Regions from separate parts of the Homo sapiens genome. Here all the other regions are linked to region 3. The links are chromatin contacts, found by Hi-C or POLR2A ChIA-PET in ENCODE. All regions are on one chromosome and are shown on one strand. Each heading gives the region's core, a stretch centred on a gene start or an enhancer-like site at or near the end of the contact. The rest is flanking DNA. Distances are from core to core; before and after follow the strand shown.

The links. A loop is a pair of places that touch in the nucleus more often than their neighbours do. ChIA-PET counts read pairs that join two places held with the same protein, here RNA polymerase II (POLR2A). Pooled maps may share reads with other maps.
Region 1: a pooled map shows a loop between it and region 3 (8-fold over the local background). The contact joins the promoter of EIF5A here to the promoter of KIAA0753 in region 3. A Hi-C loop is called at or near these places in 1 of 37 single-sample maps with no recorded cell type and 11 of 50 pooled maps. POLR2A ChIA-PET finds 5 or more read pairs at or near these places in 2 of 52 experiments (SK-N-SH and T-cell).
Region 2: a pooled map shows a loop between it and region 3 (4-fold over the local background). The contact joins the promoter of ACADVL here to the promoter of KIAA0753 in region 3. A Hi-C loop is called at or near these places in 1 of 168 maps with a recorded cell type or tissue (naive thymus-derived CD4-positive, alpha-beta T cell), 1 of 37 single-sample maps with no recorded cell type and 12 of 50 pooled maps. POLR2A ChIA-PET finds 5 or more read pairs at or near these places in 1 of 52 experiments (activated CD4-positive, alpha-beta T cell).
Region 4: a loop to region 3 is called in a pooled map, with 5 times the contacts of the local background. The contact joins the promoter of PHF23 here to the promoter of KIAA0753 in region 3. A Hi-C loop is called at or near these places in 1 of 168 maps with a recorded cell type or tissue (naive thymus-derived CD4-positive, alpha-beta T cell), 1 of 37 single-sample maps with no recorded cell type and 9 of 50 pooled maps.
Region 5: a loop to region 3 is called in a pooled map, with 12 times the contacts of the local background. The contact joins the promoter of POLR2A here to the promoter of KIAA0753 in region 3. A Hi-C loop is called at or near these places in 1 of 168 maps with a recorded cell type or tissue (gastrocnemius medialis) and 10 of 50 pooled maps. POLR2A ChIA-PET finds 5 or more read pairs at or near these places in 1 of 52 experiments (HEK293).

What each region holds. Positions count from the first base shown.
Region 1 is chr17:7,305,766-7,309,029 of GRCh38, reverse strand. It overlaps EIF5A (eukaryotic translation initiation factor 5A), which reads right to left and starts at 1,402. Exons shown (of 6, transcript NM_001970.5): 1 at 1,278-1,402. RefSeq lists enhancers at 1-235, 1,466-2,276, 2,106-2,405, 2,277-3,088 and silencers at 706-825, 916-1,085, 1,446-1,555.
Region 2 is chr17:7,217,916-7,221,368 of GRCh38, reverse strand. ACADVL (acyl-CoA dehydrogenase very long chain) reads right to left here and starts at 1,431. Exons shown (of 20, transcript NM_000018.4): 1 at 1,323-1,431; 2 at 1,172-1,247; 3 at 840-905; 4 at 693-765; 5 at 539-603; 6 at 311-445. The coding sequence starts at 1,384. It also overlaps a transcript of DLG4 not described here. RefSeq lists an enhancer at 532-1,139 and a silencer at 1,098-1,307.
Region 3 is chr17:6,639,154-6,642,289 of GRCh38, reverse strand. KIAA0753 reads left to right here and starts at 1,579. Exons shown (of 19, transcript NM_014804.3): 1 at 1,579-1,653. TXNDC17 (thioredoxin domain containing 17) reads right to left here and starts at 1,230. Exons shown (of 4, transcript NM_032731.4): 1 at 1,063-1,230; 2 at 456-537; 3 at 1-41. The coding sequence starts at 1,207. LOC122526780 reads left to right here and starts at 1,974. Exons shown (of 1, transcript NM_001396008.1): 1 at 1,974-3,136. The coding sequence starts at 1,974. RefSeq lists enhancers at 511-570, 771-1,040, 1,171-2,052, 2,951-3,020.
Region 4 is chr17:7,237,637-7,241,109 of GRCh38, reverse strand. It overlaps PHF23 (PHD finger protein 23), which reads left to right and starts at 1,653. Exons shown (of 5, transcript NM_024297.3): 1 at 1,653-1,864; 2 at 3,450-3,473. The coding sequence starts at 1,831. GABARAP (GABA type A receptor-associated protein) reads left to right here. Exons shown (of 4, transcript NM_007278.2): 4 at 191-1,102. The coding sequence ends at 256. RefSeq lists enhancers at 1,186-1,275, 1,403-2,052 and silencers at 1,386-1,525, 1,576-1,755, 2,906-3,385.
Region 5 is chr17:7,482,562-7,486,156 of GRCh38, reverse strand. POLR2A (RNA polymerase II subunit A) reads right to left here and starts at 1,791. Exons shown (of 30, transcript NM_000937.5): 1 at 1,300-1,791. The coding sequence starts at 1,392. It overlaps SLC35G6 (solute carrier family 35 member G6), which reads right to left. Exons shown (of 2, transcript NM_001102614.2): 2 at 2,661-3,595. The coding sequence ends at 3,156. It also overlaps a transcript of ZBTB4 not described here. RefSeq lists a silencer at 1,153-1,472 and enhancers at 591-1,584, 2,283-2,352, 2,443-2,492, 1,585-2,579, 2,583-2,852.

The DNA.
Region 1 (3,264 bases), core at 153-2,652, 670 kb before region 3:
GCAAAGTTGTTTCCGAAATGATCCCCCTGCCAAACACCTCGATCTTGGTTCCCAAAGAGAACCCAGGAACCCAGCCTCTCCTGGAAGGCCCTCCCACTTTTCCCAGGATGCATCTGTCCTGTCGGCTTTTCAGGCCGGGCCAGTACAGTCAGTAGAAAGTGGGAGAGGTGGGGGGTGGTGAATGACAATAAAATGAAAGCAAAAGGTTGGTAGTAGTGAGTAGTAGAAAATCATACTAGGCTAGTAGAGTTAAGGACTTCGAAACCGTGGAACTCCCAAACCAGTTACAACAGGAAGACAGTGACAAGGTGAAGAACGCCTATCACGGTGGGAAACTCATCTGCCTGAGGCTTTTAGGCGCTGTCCACCCAGGCCGACAGAAAAGTTGGGCTCCTGTCCAAACGCCCTGTTTCCCCATTTCTCCGGCCTCCCAGCTCGAAGGGGTGCCACTTACACCTGGCTGACCGCCACACTTCACAGGAGGGTTTTTCAGGAAAGCTCCTGGGGCCCTTGAGGTTGGGAAGCGCTAACATATGCCTGCAGCAGGCCCTCCGGGGTGATTAGGACCCGAGCCTCCGGCTTCCACTCCTCAAAATCTCAGGCCCCCTCGGAACCCCCGCGAGGACTAGCTCCCCGCGCTAGGGGCTGCCGGCTCCTGCCGACCATGTGGCCGTTCCGGGCTTCCGGTGGCCGGGACCTGGGGGGAGGGGTCCCCGCGCTGCCATGCGGCCCCGGTCCACGCTTGGCCATGCGGCCTGCGACCCCGAGGGCAGCCTCCCGTGGGGGGCACTTCCGGTGCCGCGGCCGCCCCCTCCTCAGAGACTGCGCCAGGCCGGAGCCACGCCGCCTCCCCTCCCCCCGGCCGTCCGCCAACCCCCCCCATCATGCCCTCTCACCGAATAGCCCCCTCCCCCACCTCACGTGGCCGCGCTGAGCCGGGTCCTCAACGGCCCAGGTACCCTTGCCCCGGTGGGCCGATCTGGCCCCTGGCCCTCGCCCCGGCGTGGCCGCCTGGCGGCCTCTCCCGCGTGGCTGCCTCGCGGCTCGCCGTCCCCCGCCCTGCGTCGCTCCAACGTCACCGGGCCAACCCCAACCGTCACCCCGCGCGCCAACCGGGGCGCGCGCCCGCGCCTCTCCTCACCTCGCGCCGCTCTCTGGCCGAACCCGTGCGGCGGCGGCCGCCGCTCCCCTCTGCCCCCTCCCCGACCCCCGCGCAGTTCCATCTTCTCCCGGGCCCAAGCCAAGGTACCGCGCACACGCGCCCTGCCCGCTCTCACCTCGCGCGAACGCACTGACTCGACCCCGTCCGCTCGCCGCGAGCCCAACCGCTGCCTCCGAGCCCGCTGCCGCCGCCGCCGCCGCCTCTACCGCCGCCGCCGCTGCTGCACACGGGTCTTAGTACGCAGGCGCCGACTCCCCACTGACCAACCAAGCAGCCCTATGACAGCCGCGCAAGCGTGCTATCTATCTCCTCCGCCCTCCACCCCCGCACTGCGCAAGCGCACACACCCTACCCATCTCCACCCTCCCTCCCACCGACCCGTCCAATGACGCGCATACGTGACCCCGCCCCTCACAAACCCTGAGCGTTTTCAACTAATCTGCAACGCGCAGGCGCACCCGGTTTTTTAATCTCTTCAACCTCATCTTCCCTCCCCTTGATAGACCGCTCGTCCTACCGGGCAGTCCTTGCGCCTGCGCAATAAGGAGCCCTGCACTCCACACCCTCTAAAGGAAACGCCTGGGTCTCAGAACGCATGCGTGTTCGGAATCCTAAACAACCCCTTCCACCTCAGACGCCGTCAGTACGCCAGGCGTTGAAAAGACCACGCCGCTAGATCACTTGTCTCGTCTAGAACGCATGCGTCTCAGGATACGCCCCACCTCGGCTTTAACTGGACTTAAACGACTCACACGTTTCAGAAAACTTGCTCTGTGGGGTGGGCGCCTTGTCTTGGAATCAGTCCCCCCAGTTCCACACATGCGCGGGAGATGTCTTTCCGCCCCACTCTTCTAGCGCGCTAGTGTGGTCGGGTTCCCACCCATCTCGGCTTCACTTCTCTAAATCGAATGCCTATGCTCTGCCATAGAGTTCACCCGAGAAGATAGAGCGGTCCTGCGGCGGACACCATCTTCTTTAAACCCTCAGTCCGTATTGGTCTCTATGGCATCCATAGAGGCCATTCGGCTCTGAGGTCCTCAGTAAAGAAACTTAGATGGTATTACTGTGTTTTCCCCAACTGTGCTCTGCGGTTCCCCAAAGTATTGTCTACGAGGTCCCTTAGAAAAAATTGTCTATAAAAATGAGTGGTGGGCCGGGCGCGGTGGCTGACACCTGTAATCTCAGCACTCTGGGAGGCCGAGGCGGGCGGATCACCTGAGGTCGGGAGTTCGAGACCAGCCTGACCAACATGGAGAAACCCCGTCTCTACTAAAAATACAAAATTAGCCGGGCGTGGCGGCGCATGCCTGTAATCCCAGCTACTCGGGAGGCTGGGACAGGAGAATCGCTTCTCCTGTGGAGGTTGCCGTGAGCCGAGATTGCGCCATTGCACTCCAGCCTGGGTAACAAGAGCGAAACTCAAGTCTCAAAAACATAAATAAATAATACATAAATAAAATAAAATAGTGGTAGGCCGGGAGCGGTGGCTCACGCCTGTAATCCCAGCACTTTGGGAGGCCGAGGCGGGCGGATCACAAGGTCAGGAGTTCAAGACCAGCCTGGCCAACGTAGTGAAACCCCCGTCTCTACTGAAAATACAAAAAAATTAGCCGGGCGTGGAGGTGGGCGCCTGTACCAGCTACTCGGGAGGCAGAGGCAGGAGAATCGCTTGAACCCAGGAGGCGGAGGTTGCAGTTAGCCGACATCGCACCACTGCACTCCAGCCTAGGAGACACAGCGAGAGACTCTGTCTCAAAAAAAAAAAAAAAAAAAAAAAAGTGGTATGTTAGATTACATTGACATTGTCTTAATCATAGGAGACCATGAAGCTGGAGACGAGCTATCTTCCCAACTTTATTTTCTTTGCCCTCCCTCTCTCCGCCCCCCATTTCGCTTTTCCTGAAACTTCGTAGTCTTCTTCCAATTCCTGGGTTTCTTGCACTACCTTCATGGCTGCCTTGTTGGATAACAAGACTGAAACAAGCGGCCAGGCGCAGTGGCTCACACCTGTAATCCCAGCACTTTGGGAGGCCAAGGCGAGCAGATCACTTGGGTCAGGAGTTCCAGACCAACCTGGCCAACATGGTGAAACCCCGTCCCCA
Region 2 (3,453 bases), core at 182-2,681, 580 kb before region 3:
GCACAGCAGAGAATGCTGGTCTGTCTTAGGTCTAGGTAGGAGGGTGACTTGCTACTAGTCAGTCTATTGTTAGGCAATCCCCAACTTAGAGATTTGTAAGGACTTGGGAACCAGGGTGAGGCCCATGGCTCAGGCCTAGGGGACTGCATGTAAATTGTGTTATGTTTGGACAGTTAACATCCATCCCACAGGCACCCAGGGCAGGTGCTTAGAAGAGACCTTAGCCCTAGTCTCTAGGTCTATGGCAAAAGAGCTGAGTCTGCCAAGCTGGGGTATGGCATACTGGGATGTGGCGATAGGGCGCCCTCACCTGGGTGTTGCAAAGGCCCACACCACCCAGCTCACTGGGCACTTGCAGACCAAAGGCCCCCAGCTCCTTGAGGCCCTGCCAAGTGGTCTCCTCCACCATCTCCAGAGCGTCATTCTTGGCGGGATCGTTCACTTCCTGGGGAAGGCACAGGATCCCACATCCAGGCTCCTTTTGAGCTTAACATCTCCAAACACCTCACCAGGGACCAAGCCCCGAGTCATTCCTTACCTCGAAGAAACGGGACACAGGCTCCACCAGCTCTTTAAGAAACTGTGTCTGCTCTTCGTTGAGCACTGCAGAGGGTGGGGGACAGGCTGGTCAGGCCAGGCTGGCAGGGGAAACCACCCTGGCCCCACCCAGCTCTGATTATCCCTTCCCTTACCGGACGGGTATGGGAACACCTGATCTGTGGTGAGCTGGCCTTTGAACATTCCCACAGCAAAGGACTTAGATTCCTGGGCAGAGAGAGGCAAATTTCAGGGCTCTGGTTGGGTCTGGCTAAGGTCCACCTGGCCTCGGGGCTACCTACCGCCTTGGCCGGTTTTTTCCTGGTCAGAGCGTCAGAGGGGTGGGAATCTGACTTGTCCAGAGCCAGCTGGGAAAAGAGACGGTTAGCAAGTTCAGGGAAGGGACTTCCGCTGTGTCAAGGGGAGAACAGGCGAGAGCCGCGCGGGGAGGCGGCGCGAAGCGGTGACCTTTCCCCTAGTTTCGCCCTAGGGCACCCTGGCTTGCCCTTTCCCCTACTTTCGGCGACTGAGCAGTAGGCAGGTACCTGGCACCAAGAGGGAGATCCCTGCCGATGGCGGGCGCCGAAGCGGACCGCCGCTCCCACACCCCCTTGCCAAGGCTGCGGTGACTTACCTGAGCGGCACCCCCGGCATAGGGCCGCCGGGCAGGGCCGGGCCGGGGCTGCCCCAGGAGCGCCGTGAGCCGCGAGCTGTGGGGAGTGGGGGTTCAGTGCCGGCCCGGTGCCCAGGGCCGCTGCCCACCGTCCCTCTTGTCACACACAGACCTTCCGCCCCCGAGCCTCAGCAGCTGCCGCCCCAAGCTCGCGGCCATCCGAGCCGCCTGCATCTCCGAATCTCTCCGGGCGCCGCTGGCTCGAGCTCTGACCCAGCTCTGGCGTCCTGCACGCCCACGTCCTGGCGCCCCTAACCCTGACTCATCGTCCACAGTGCACCGGGCGGCGGACGGTTGCGGGCCCCGGGGCATGCTGGGAGCTGTAGTTCCCTGGAGCCCGGCCCTGCGTTCCGCTGACTTAGAGGGATCTCCAAGCGTCCCTCGTCTCCCCCAAACTCCTTAATCCCGCCCGTCCGACCTAGAGTCTAGTCCTCCGACGGGGTGATGGGATAGGATGGGACAGAAGAGGAAGGGGCTTAAGTCACTGCAGCCAGAGGGATGGAGGTGGACTGAAGGGAGGGCTTCTCCGGTGGGGTTAGAAGGGAAAAGTAGGGAAAGAGAAGTGTAAGGTAGATGGCAGAGGCAGAGACATGGAAAGACAGACTCTAGGGTTCCTGATGAAATCTATCTCGGCCAACACAAAAGGGAGGGTACAGTGGTGGGGGGCACCCAAGCTAGGGTGTGAGTACCCTAAGTGTATTCTTCTGAGATGTAGGCCATTCACTAACTCTTGGAACAGCTACAGTTTCACAGTAGGAAGACCCCCCCAGATTCACTGCCCCTCCCTTAGTAAAGCCTCTGAGACCTTCCTGAACATTCCCTTCTGTCTTTGCCCTCTGTTCCTTCCAGAGACCATGTGCCCAGGCAGATGGATTCCTCCCGGGCCTGAGAGGAACTGCAGGAATTCTCCTGCCTCTTACCCGTAAAACCCCAACTTCTCTAGCCCTAGGGCAGGAAGTCCCAAACAATTTCTACCCCTTTTTCTGCAATTCTCATTGGGGTGAGAGGAGGCCCAGGAGGAGAGAGAGCTGGGCTCAGCTTCTTTTTGAGCTGCTGGAGCCCTCTGTGAGGAGGCCCTCTTTGCTGGCTTCTCAGGAGAGCGTGGCTAGGTTCTGCCTGCCTATGGGAAGAGGGGGCCAGGGTGTGTGGAGCAAGATGGTGGCGGTGCTGGTGCCTTGGGACCTGGGGGAATGGGACAGCTGGTCGGCTCAGAGACGGCCTACTTTACTCACAGCTGGAATTTAGTGGGGAGAAGCAGCTCAACTCCAATCCTGGAGGATTAGGGAGATTAAAGTGAGAGAAGAGAGAGATGTCCCAGAGACCAAGAGGTGAAAAACAGGGCTCCTTGTGGAGGGGAGGTCTGGGAGCGAAGTGGGGGGCTGGGGCTCGGAGATCCTTCTCCCCAAATCTTTCCGTAGGGGCTGGGGTGAAGGGCACAGTCTGGGGAGATGAAGTGACAGTGTGTTCATCTTCCTGTGTTGGCATCTTCCCTGTCCCAATTCTCCTTGCATCTCACTAGCTCCCAGGTCAGCCCTCTGGCTCCTGGCACCCCCACTGCTGCGGTGGGCACCCCCACTCCTCACAGTGCTGCATAGCGACCTCTTCCAGGCCTTGCTGGGTGAGTAGCCCGTTTTCTGAGGGACCTGGGCCTCCAAGGGCCATTACTGAACTTCGGGGGCTGTTTGGGAGCCCAGAGATCATTTGGTCCAAGCTGGAGCACCATGCAGGGTCCTGCCTATGGTGTCCTCCATGAGTGTGGACCAGCCTTGGCTGAAAGGGCTCCTCCCTTGCCAGCCAGCCAGCAGCGGTGATGACAGGGGTGATGTGCCTGGAGAGGCCTGGGGTGGGGAGGTAACTCAGTTCTGTTCCTGTGACAGACATCCTGGACTATTATGAGGCTTCCCTCTCAGAGAGTCAGGTAAGGAGGTGGGGGCGAGCGCCTAACTTCCTGAGGGGCAGGCAGGGCTGGAGGGGTGAGCCAAATATCACTAATATTACCTGGAATCTTGGGGGCCCTGCTGACAAAAGCCTGAGTCAGTGGCCCAGGGACTTGGGGCACCGAGAATGCACTCTCTGTGGTCCTGTACCCACTCTCCCTTTCTTCCTCGTTTTCTTTGGCTGCCCCAGTTTCAGGCACTAAAGAGTCTAGGGCTTAACTTTTTAGGTTTCCCCCTGAGAAACCTGAGGGAGAACTAGGCCCCCAGGGATTGCCTCCTTCAGCTCCTCCCTCACACCCGACCCCC
Region 3 (3,136 bases), core at 330-2,829:
CTTTCAAGTTTTTTCTGAAGTCATTATTTGGATCTTTCCAACTATTCGAAAAGAAAAAGTGATCATGAAAAAAATTTACTTGGTTTATTACAGTTTGCTTAATATTTGACATAGTCCTACATTTAATTTTTTAGTAATCACTGTTCTTGCAAACACTTAAAAAACCTTGCGGACTATGGCTTAATCTACTAATTACCCTGTGCAAAGTTTCAAAGTGTGACTAAGATATAAAAGTAAAGCCAGCTAAGTTCTGGGCTTACACCAGACCAAATTCGTTGAATTACCCTTACTTAATTCAGGTGGGCATTTTAAATTTGTATTTAATAGCTTCTAATTGTTTAACTTGTCAGACATTACCTTGTAAGACAAACTGGGTAAGTAAGTCCCTGAGGCCCTTCCCGCCTAAGTATGCAATTTGTGCACGTCTGCGAGGTAGATTATACATTGCCACTTACTAAGGCTTTTCTCCTACTTGGCAGTAGATGAACACACATCCTTCACTAATGTGCTTCAGCCCCTCTCGTACGACTGGTTCAGCTTTAAAAAAAGTTGAGATAAAATAATCGCACGTCAACTCTACAATCAGGCACGTATAAACTGTGTTCTTTCCCCCTTCCCCCAGTCTTGGTAAGCACTCAGACTTTAACCTGCAGCTAACTGAAGAGGTCAACACAAGTCAGGTGTTCCCTTCTGGTCTTAGAGCCACGTTAAGGGTAAGGACCAAATCCCAGTCCCGATTTGCCCCTGCACCACCGCGCCCGTAACAATGGAAAGCACATGTATTTGCTGACCAACTCACGTATCCTGTAAGACACTAATGGTACTGGGGGAGTGAGAAGTTTTAAGGAACTAGATTCCAAGATCATCCGGGTAAGGTGGTAAAAGGAAGAGCGCTCTTGGCAGGGCGGGGTAGGATTTAATAGAAGGAGACTTGGGGACAGCTCAGATTGCTCCGCGGATGTCTGGAACCAAGACTCTGCCTCCGCTAAGCCCCCCTTCTGGCCGTAGGCTCGACCTTCCTGCCATTTCCATTGGACAGCAGCCCCCGAATCCCGGCCTCACCCTGCACGCAGTCGGGGCACCAGCTTTTCCCCCCGGCGTCCTTAGAACCCGTAAAGTAGGCGAAAATGGTCTTGCCATTGTGCTGTTCCACGGCCCGGTGGAACTCCTCGAAGCCGGACACGCTCACCTCCTCATAGCGGGCCATTGGCACGACGTGCAGCCGCTACTGGAGGAGTGCACGTCCGGTCGCCGCGGTTGGGTCCCGCGTAGGCGGGGCGAGGCTGTTTCCGGGTGGGCAAGAGAGGGCGGAGCCTGCGGAAGCCAGCGCCGCTAAAGACTACGGGAGCCTCTGACGACCACAATCCATCCGCATGGCTTTTTGCTCTAGTTCCTCAGATCTTTCTGCGCTAGCTGCACTCCCAAGCCCAGGCTTAGATCTACCCTAATCTAGTCCCAGCCCCGACCTCATGGACACTGGCTGCAAAACTTACCGCCTTGCAACACCTGGATCCTTAAATAGTTCAGGGCCTCAAAGGCTCCCAAGCCGCCCTGCGCCTGTTGCTATGGCGACTGGGCAGGCGGCCGGAAGCGCGGCCTTGTTGGGGGCCCCCGTTGCCCGCCTCCCAGTAGCCGCGCCTCACCCTAGGCCAGGTGGGCTCGGGCCGGGGCTGGGGGGGATTCTGGGAAGCCGCATAGAGTCATGGACTTGGGGGAGAGGAGATCTGACTCGGAAAGCCTTTGTTGCTTTGTCCCCCCAGTTACCTTTTCTGCCGTCTAGGCTTTACGGGGGCCTGGGACTGGGGGCGGGTTCCCGAGACTGGGCGGGGGTGGGATGGGTGAGGGGCTCGGAGGGAGAAAGGCTGCAAGGCCGGAGCGGAGTGTGTGAGTGCGTGTGTGGAGCAGCTTAGGGAGCGAGGTGCTAAGACATCCCCCAGGGCCGCGGTAGGGAGGAAGGGAACTGCCCTGGAGCTATGAGCCGGGAGACTCGCCGTGGGGCCTTGCCCAGGCTGCGCCGGGGAGAGCAGGCGGCTAAGATGCCGGGTCGCTGCGTGGGGCCCAGCAGGTCGGGGCGGGGGGTTCGGCGGCCGTGGGGGAAGAGACGGGGCGCAGGGACGTCCCGAGGCCGTGGAGCAAGGCGCCGGGCGAAGCCCTCGGAGTGGGAGACGCGCTGTGTGAGTGCAGAAAGGCCACAGGGCCGTCAGCGGCCATGGGGGACGAGACAAGCGGCGGAGACAGCCGACGCCGCCGGGGCGAATGAGGCTTTGGGAGCTCCTGGGACCCCAGGCTCCATCGAGGCTGCAAGGGACCCTGGGGCTGTGTGGGTGAACGGGGCTGTGGGGGAGCCCGAGGTGGTGGGGCTTGCCGGGGCTGTGTGGGTGACCGGGTCTGGGGAGGAGGAGACCGAAGATAGAAGTCCCCGGGGCTGCGAGAGAAAAGGTCGCCCGGGATCTCTGGGCCATGAGAGCATTCTGCACCTGTGGCTGAAGGTGCAGGCTATGAGGGCCGCCTCGGGATGTGGGGAAGGAAGTAGAGTCGAGCTCCATCCCGTGCCTGCAGGAGAGGGACCTGTCGAAAGGGGTGTTCCTGGCCGAGCTTCCTGGGTAGAGACAAGCCGCGGCGGTCTTACAGGGCCCTGGGTGAAGGAACAGGCAAGGGGGATCCCTCGGGCCCCCTCAGGGCCCACAGCTCTGGGCTTAGGGGCAGCTTACGAGAGAGCCTTAGGCTTCTGTGGACAGGGACAGGCTGGGAGGGTGCCTCCTGCGAGTGTGCCTGGGGCTTTGGCGTCAAGTTCTGAAATGGCCCCGCACCTGTGGAGGGGAGAAGCTGTGGGGGTTCCTGAGACTGGGGAGGAGATAGGCTATGGGTTTGTCTCAGGCCCTTGTGAAAAAGAACAGACTATGGGCGAGCCTGGGACCGTGGGGTGGACTGGGGCTGTGGGAGCGCCCAGAGCCATGGAGGGAGAGCTCGGCTGTGGCGGTGCTGCAGGTCTGTGGGGGAGAGGACAGTCCCCGCAGATTCCTGGGGCTCTGACACATGAAGCAGTCTGTGGGGCCACCCCTGGCGTATGGGGGAGGGGACAGGCTGTGGGGGTGTCCGATGCTGTGGAGGAGGAGCCTACTTCTGTGGGTGCCGC
Region 4 (3,473 bases), core at 404-2,903, 600 kb before region 3:
CCAAAGCAGCAGAAAACAGTTTGAGGCCTTTTTGCCCAGGACTGCAGAGATTATACTGCTCGTGTGGTAGGCCTTGGAGTCAGTGAAGGAGTCAGGCAATGGTTTGTGGTTCTAGAAGAACGTGTCTGGGTCGTGGTTGGTTTAAGTTACTGGAGCCCAGTTGCTGAACAGTTTTCTGCTTTCATCCCAGGAACACCATGAAGAAGACTTCTTTCTCTACATTGCCTACAGTGACGAAAGTGTCTACGGTCTGTGAAGCTGCTGCCCCTGAGCTGGAGGGGGGTCTCATTCTACAAAGAGAGAGGTGGCCCCCCTTTCTTGACCTCCTCCTCCTTCAAGCTCAAACACCACCTCCCTTATTCAGGACCGGCACTTCTTAATGTTTGTGGCTTTCTCTCCAGCCTCTCTTAGGAGGGGTAATGGTGGAGTTGGCATCTTGTAACTCTCCTTTCTCCTTTCTTCCCCTTTCTCTGCCCGCCTTTCCCATCCTGCTGTAGACTTCTTGATTGTCAGTCTGTGTCACATCCAGTGATTGTTTTGGTTTCTGTTCCCTTTCTGACTGCCCAAGGGGCTCAGAACCCCAGCAATCCCTTCCTTTCACTACCTTCTTTTTTGGGGGTAGTTGGAAGGGACTGAAATTGTGGGGGGAAGGTAGGAGGCACATCAATAAAGAGGAAACCACCAAGCTGAACTGAATTTTGCCTTGTGTTGCTCCCCTCGTCCCGCTGATTTTAAGTCTTTCCAAGGTGTCAGTGGGTTTCAGTGGTGGGGAAAGAAGAGTACTGGGTACAAGCTGGAGGGATAGAAGTATATTTTGGTTTATTCTGTTCATGTTGGGCTTTTCCCTGTCTGCAAAAAGAGGGTGCTTTTGTTGTGATGGAATGGAATACTGAGGATTATTTCTTGAAACTTTAGTTTTATAACACGCATGTGAAACTAAATGTTAAAAATGCTCATGTAAAAAAAAATTTTTTTTTACTGTGGGTTCCTGTGGAGAAAGTTCCGAAGTACCTGCTTTAGGTGAACATCCACATTTGCTAGAACATTCTAACTAAGATATTTTCATGTGTGCAAGCTAGTAAAACGGCTGTTCTCAGTTGCATGTCACTTGGCTAGACTTTTGCCGGTGTGTGGGATCCGGCAGAGTGGAATCAGGGAGGGAGAAGACTGGGAGCGGGAGCCATTATCGCCAGGAATACTTCAACTCCCAGCAATCATTTCTCCGGCAGGCCGGAAGTGGGGCGGTCCTCCTGGGGAGAAAGAAGCTGCAGAACGAGGCAGTATGGTGGCCGAGAGTTCTAATCCCTTCTTCCTCTTCTTTCTTGGTCCCGCCCAGCCTACATCTCCCAGGGGCCTGCGCGCGCACTTCCGCTCTCCCCTCCGGCTCCTGGTCTCCCCGCCGCTCCCCGGGGGAGGGGAGCGGCTTGGTGCGCCTGCGCCAGCCTGTGGCTTTCTGGGAATCAAAGTTCCGGAGGTTCATGCGGTCCCTTTTCCGCTGTTCCCGGACGGACTACAAAACCCTTGGTGCACTGCGCCTCGGCGCCGGCGGGGGGAGGAGGGAGAGAAGAGGAGGGAGGGAGGAGAGAGGAGGTGGAGGAGGAGGAGGAGGGAGCAGGCGGCCGGCGGCGCGGGGGGAGGGGGCCCGGTCCGGGAGTGCGGGAGGCAGTGGTAGAGGGAGGTGGCGGCAGCGGCTAGCGGACTCGAGTCTCAACCGGGCTGAGGCGGACACTTCTGTGGAGCGAAGCAGTGGGAGCATCGAGCACTAGAGGCGGCACCGGGATCCCCGGCTCCGGGGAGGGGGGCGCCGGACCGGGAGGAGGGGAGGGGGCGATGCTGGAAGCCATGGCGGAGCCCAGTCCCGAAGGTGAGCTCTCGACCGGTGCAGAGCGCTGAGCCGGCGGGGGGCGGGCGAGGAATCAATTGGCAAACTTGGAGGTCGAGCCCCGGAGCCCAGCGGGGGAGTTCGGGGAGGGGGTCGGGAGGCTGGCCCTGGAGGTGGGAGAGCGACGAGTTGAGAGACCTTGGAGAAAGAGGAGTGGGAAACTGGGCTGGGGTAGTTGGAGATCAGACGGTGTGGGGGTGCGGGGGATAGGAGCTTGAAACCCGGAGCCTCGGGGGTTAGGGCCCGAAAGGGCCACCGGCAGATTGGGGCCCTGGAACTGGAAGGTTAGGGGAATCCAGTGGCCGGAGAGTTGCTCAGGAGGGAGGACGTAGAAGAGGCTGAGTGAGGGGCCCGGTAGTTCGCCGAGGTGGGGTAGTTTGTGGCGGTGGTACCGGAGCTCCGAGTAGTTGCCGCCGGAGAATGCCCGGTGATTGTCGGAGAGGTGGGCAGGTAGTTGTGGGGAGAAGAGGGGGTCTGGGTATTGTCTACGGCAGACGGACCTGTACCGGGGGGTAGTTGTGGAGAGAGCGAGCCAGGAAGCGAGGCGAGCTGGGTAGTTGTAGGGGGTGGTGGGGCGGGGTGGGGGGGGTTAAGACCGGCGACTTGTCGGGCGGGGGGGTAGGGTTGGTCCGCGAGGGTTAAGAGCCTGGGAGTTGCTGAGGGTGAGGGGGGCATCGGCGGCAGCAGCGGTGGCTGCTGTGGAGAGAGAGAGAGAGTGGCTGGTTGGGGGGAAGGGGCCAGAGTTGAGGGGTCCATAGCCTAGTAACTGGGTGGTGAGTACGGGGGCGGAGGGGGGGGCGGCGGCCGGAGAGGGCTAGGAACAGGGCCGGGGGGCCCGGTGGGGAGCCCGAAAAGCTGGAGACGGGGAGGGGCCAAAGCCCCGGATGGGGGCGGAGGGACGGCGAAATTGTGGGGAGCGCGGTATGGGCGGGGGGGGGGGGGCAGGTGGGGGCCGCGTCCGGGTTAGAGCTCCCGGGTCTGTCCCGGCCGTGAAGTAGCGTTGGATGCGTGTGCCTGTGTGTGTCTGGGGTGGGGGTGAGGGGCGCGCCGGGCCGCGTGCTCGAGTAGAAGGGGCCGGAGGGCGGGGAGCGGTTCGGCGTGGTCATCCTGGACCCTGGGGGCTGGCGGGCGGCGTGTGCGGTCTCGGAGGGCCCGAGGCGGTGGAGCGCGGCCGGGTAGGAACTCGGGGCTCCGGGCGCGTGTGAAGGACGGGGGCGGCTGGCGGCGGCCCGGACGCGGCCCCGGGAGCGGTACGGTGGGGTGGGGCGCTGAGGGATCCGAGTAGACTGGAGTCGAGAGAGACCGTGAGTTGGGGGGGCGGGGCGCCGGGCCTCCGGTTGGGGGAAGGGGAGCGCTATAGCGAGGCCTCAGAGGGCGCCGCGCCCAGGCTCCGCCCCTCGCGGGGCGGAAGGGGGAGCCGGGGCGGATCCAACACAGCTGGGGGCCTGCTGGCCTGGCAGAGGGACCTGGGAGAGCAGGGGGTTCACTTAGGAACAACGGGGTTTAGAGGGGGAGTTTTACACAGATTGTTCCTAGTGTCTTGACTCAGCTTTTATTGCTTTTCCAGATCCACCTCCGACCCTTAAGCCAG
Region 5 (3,595 bases), core at 542-3,041, 840 kb before region 3:
AATTAAGTCCTGACTCCTTACCATAATATACAATATCCCATGCTTCTCCAGCCTATTTCTGTAACACTCTTCTCTCATCCACTAAACCTCAGCCACACCGGCCGCCTTTCACCCTGTAGGACAAGCCCAAGTTCATTTCTCCCTCAGGCCCTTTGCACTTGCTATTTCCTCTGCCGGAAAAGCTCTCGCCATCCAAACTATGGCTTCGACGACTGGCTGCCTCTCATCATTTGGGTAATGTCTTCTAAGATAGGCCTTCCCAGACCCTGACGCCATCCCATCTAAAGTAGCCCCACCTCGACGGGCGCGGTAGCTCACGCCTGTAATCCCAGCACTTTGAGAGGCCGAGGCGGGTGGATCACCTGAAGTCAGGAGTTCAGCCATTGCACTCTGGCCTGGGGAATAAGAGCGAAACTCCGTCTCAAAAAAAAAAAAAAAAAAAAAAAGACGGGGGAGAATCACCTCAGGGCAGGCGTTCGAGACCAGCCTGGCCAACATGGCAAAACCCCTCCTCTACTAAAAATACAAAAATTAGCGGGGCATGGTGGCGCATGCCTGTAATCCCAGCTACTCAGGAGGCTAAGGCAGGAGAATCGCTTGAACCCGGGAGGCGGAGATTGCAGTGAGCCGAGATCGTGCCATTGCACTCCAGCCTGGGCGACAGAGCAAGACTCCGTCTCAAAAAATAAAATAAAATAAAAATAAAAAAATAAAGTAGCCCCAGCTCAGTGACTCTCCATGGGATTACCCCTTTTCACTCTATTCGAGACAAATGCCATTAACTGAATTATCTCATTCATTCATTGTATTCATGTTTACTGCTTGCCCTTTCCCACAGACAGTGCTCTTGAAGGTAGGGTCCTGGTCTGTCGTGTTCACCTCTGTAACCCGAGTCTCCTGTGTCTTCAACAGAGCAGGTGCTCAGTTAACATTTGTATTACAGAAGAGGAGGAAGCTACCCGGGTTTGGCTTCTTAACCAAACTTGTAAAGACTCCCTAGGATTCGTCGGATCGCCTTTAACGTCGGTAACTCTGGAGTGTGAAATCAGTCATCCTTCTCTCCCTCCTTCTCACCCTCCAGCCAGCCCCCCATCTCGGACAAAGCGCTACGCCTGCTCAACTCTTTGCAAAATATAACTCTGGGAGGCCCGAGACTGGCGCCTACACGGCCTTGGCGCTGCTGAGCCATGCTCCTGGCCCGTCACCCATAAGCAGCGAGAAAGCGCCAAGTTTCCGCAGCCCCCGTCCGGCCCCGCCCGCCAGGGGAGGAGGGGGGAAGGGGAGGACAGAGCCGCTTACCAGTTCATCCGGACTCAGGACTCCGAACTGGACTCTCTTGATGGTGCGCAGCGGGCATGCGCTGTCCCCCGAGGGGGGGCCACCCCCGTGCATGGCGGAGGCAGGCGCGCTGCGCAGGCGCAAACCTCACTACAAAAAGCCTGCGCCGCCTCCGCCTAGGTGCTCAGACCTCGTCAGGGCGGCCACCGGGAAGGACCTCCCCGAGTTGGGAGGAAAAAGCCGGAGGAGGGGAAGGTGGGGGAGGGAAGGAGGCGGGGAAATAAGGAGCGAAAGGAGCCCTTCTTTCCCTTACCGGAAATTTTTCAGCTCCCAAAAAGGAAAAAAAAAGAAGGGAAAAGGAAAAGGTTTTTGGGGGAGGAAGAAGAAAAAGGGTAACGAATAAATAAGTAACCGGGTTCCTGAACGGCAGAGGTTACGGCAGTTTGTCTCTCCCCCTTCCGGGAGCCGCCTTCTTCTCCAACCGTCCCGGCCGCGCTCTCGGCGCTTCTGAGCAGCGAACTCGCTGAACGACGCTTCTTATAGATTCGCCCTCGCGTCCCCGCCCCTTCCTTTCCCGCCCTCCCTTGCGCTACGGGGCCGCCTGCGCAGGCCCGCAAGGGGTGCGAGCCAGAGTCGTGGGTAAACCCCCCGCTCGCTGGTTGGGCGACCTTTTGAAGTGACAGGGAGAGAAGAATTTTTTTCTTTAATCCCACCGCCTCTCCTCGCTGCTCCCTTTTGCACTGAGGCTTAAGGTTTGAAGACTCGAGGGTAAAATTGGGCCGCTTTCATTCTAGTTTGGACAACGGTTTCATCTTCAGCAAAAGCCTCTCATTCGTAGCCCCCCCCAGCTGGAAAATGGTCTGCTCTGCGAATCGGTAATGGCGGCGGGGCGGGGCGGGTCCTCCCGGGGAAGGGCGGTTGCTCATGAATATGCAGTTCTCTTGCTGAATATGCATGAACAAACCAAGATGGCAGGACCAGTGGCTTGTCCGGAAGTAGCCGATGTTTGTCAAACGGCCCCCGGAGACGGGTGGGCATCTCCTGGCCTGTAATGCCGCGCTGTACCGAGCCATGATCCTAGATCCATGGCCTGAGCCTCTCGAAGAGACTTCAGCTGGGAGGCCTGCTCTGGAAGGAGGGTGGCCACTGTCCGGGAGAGATCACGGGACCGCGACAATCCGAGAAAAGCAGATTAGCCATGGGGCGGGCCACGAAAGTCCTGGGGGATTTGGGGTCAAGGCATCTGAACATTAGGAAATCCTCCACTTTGTAGAATATTTCAGGAATAAAATGGGGGGCGGGGATCCCAAGGGGTTCTCCAATGAGAACGGTCGTAGGACTTTCCACTCTCCCTCCAAAGCAGAGACGACACCACTGCAAGCCACATTCAGAGTAATCCTTGTTTGATGTCAATGTCACGTCACCACCCCAAGGGGGGGGCACAAGCACGAGGAAAGGAAACCTTTGCCGTGAGGGGAGGGGTGGGGAGGCACGCTCCCCTCCCCCACCGCAGCTGCTGGCTCTGTCTTTGCCGGAACACTCCAGCCCCAATGCTCTTCTCTTTGCTGCTGAGTGAAGTCCTCCCCGTGGCCCACGGCCTCCCTGCCTCAGCCGTTTGGATCTGCTCCTCAGACTTTACCCCTTAGTTATGCCCTGATTCCAGGACCCAGCCTGGTCTCCACATCCCTTGGTCCCAGGCTGGCCCCAGGTCTTCCAGGTAGTCCCTCTCCACCAAGTCCCCAAGTCACCCTTGACTCTGAGAGGTATCCCTCTCCCACACCAGTTCTTTTCCAGTCACTTCTCCTCCCATGTTTGTCTTCAGTCTTTGCCTCTATTTATCCCTGTCCCTCCCAACCCCCGGGCTCCCAAGTTCTATCTCACTCCTCCACCTTCCCTTCCCTCTCACAGCTGAGGTTCCAGGCTGTGATGATGGCAATGCTGCCCAGCACAACCCCTGCCCCCACGATGTCAGAAGGTGCCACAGTCTCATGGAGCATATAATACTGCAGTATAAGGGCCACCACCACCTCGGAATGCAGGACAGCGCACACCAGGGCAGGGTGGGCCTTGGTGACCGCATAGCTCACACATGTGAAGGAGACCAAGGCGAGGATCCCCACTGCCCCCACACAACTCCAACTCGGGAGATCACTGGGCAACACGGGGGGCTGCAGCACAAAGAGGCCTGGCACAGAGCCCAGCAGCCCCACCAAGCCAGATAGGAAGGCCACTGTTGGGAGGCAGGAGGGAAAGTGCAGAGAACGATAGACCAGAAGCCCCAGGGACAGCGCCAGTCCTCCCACGAAAGCCTGCCCAT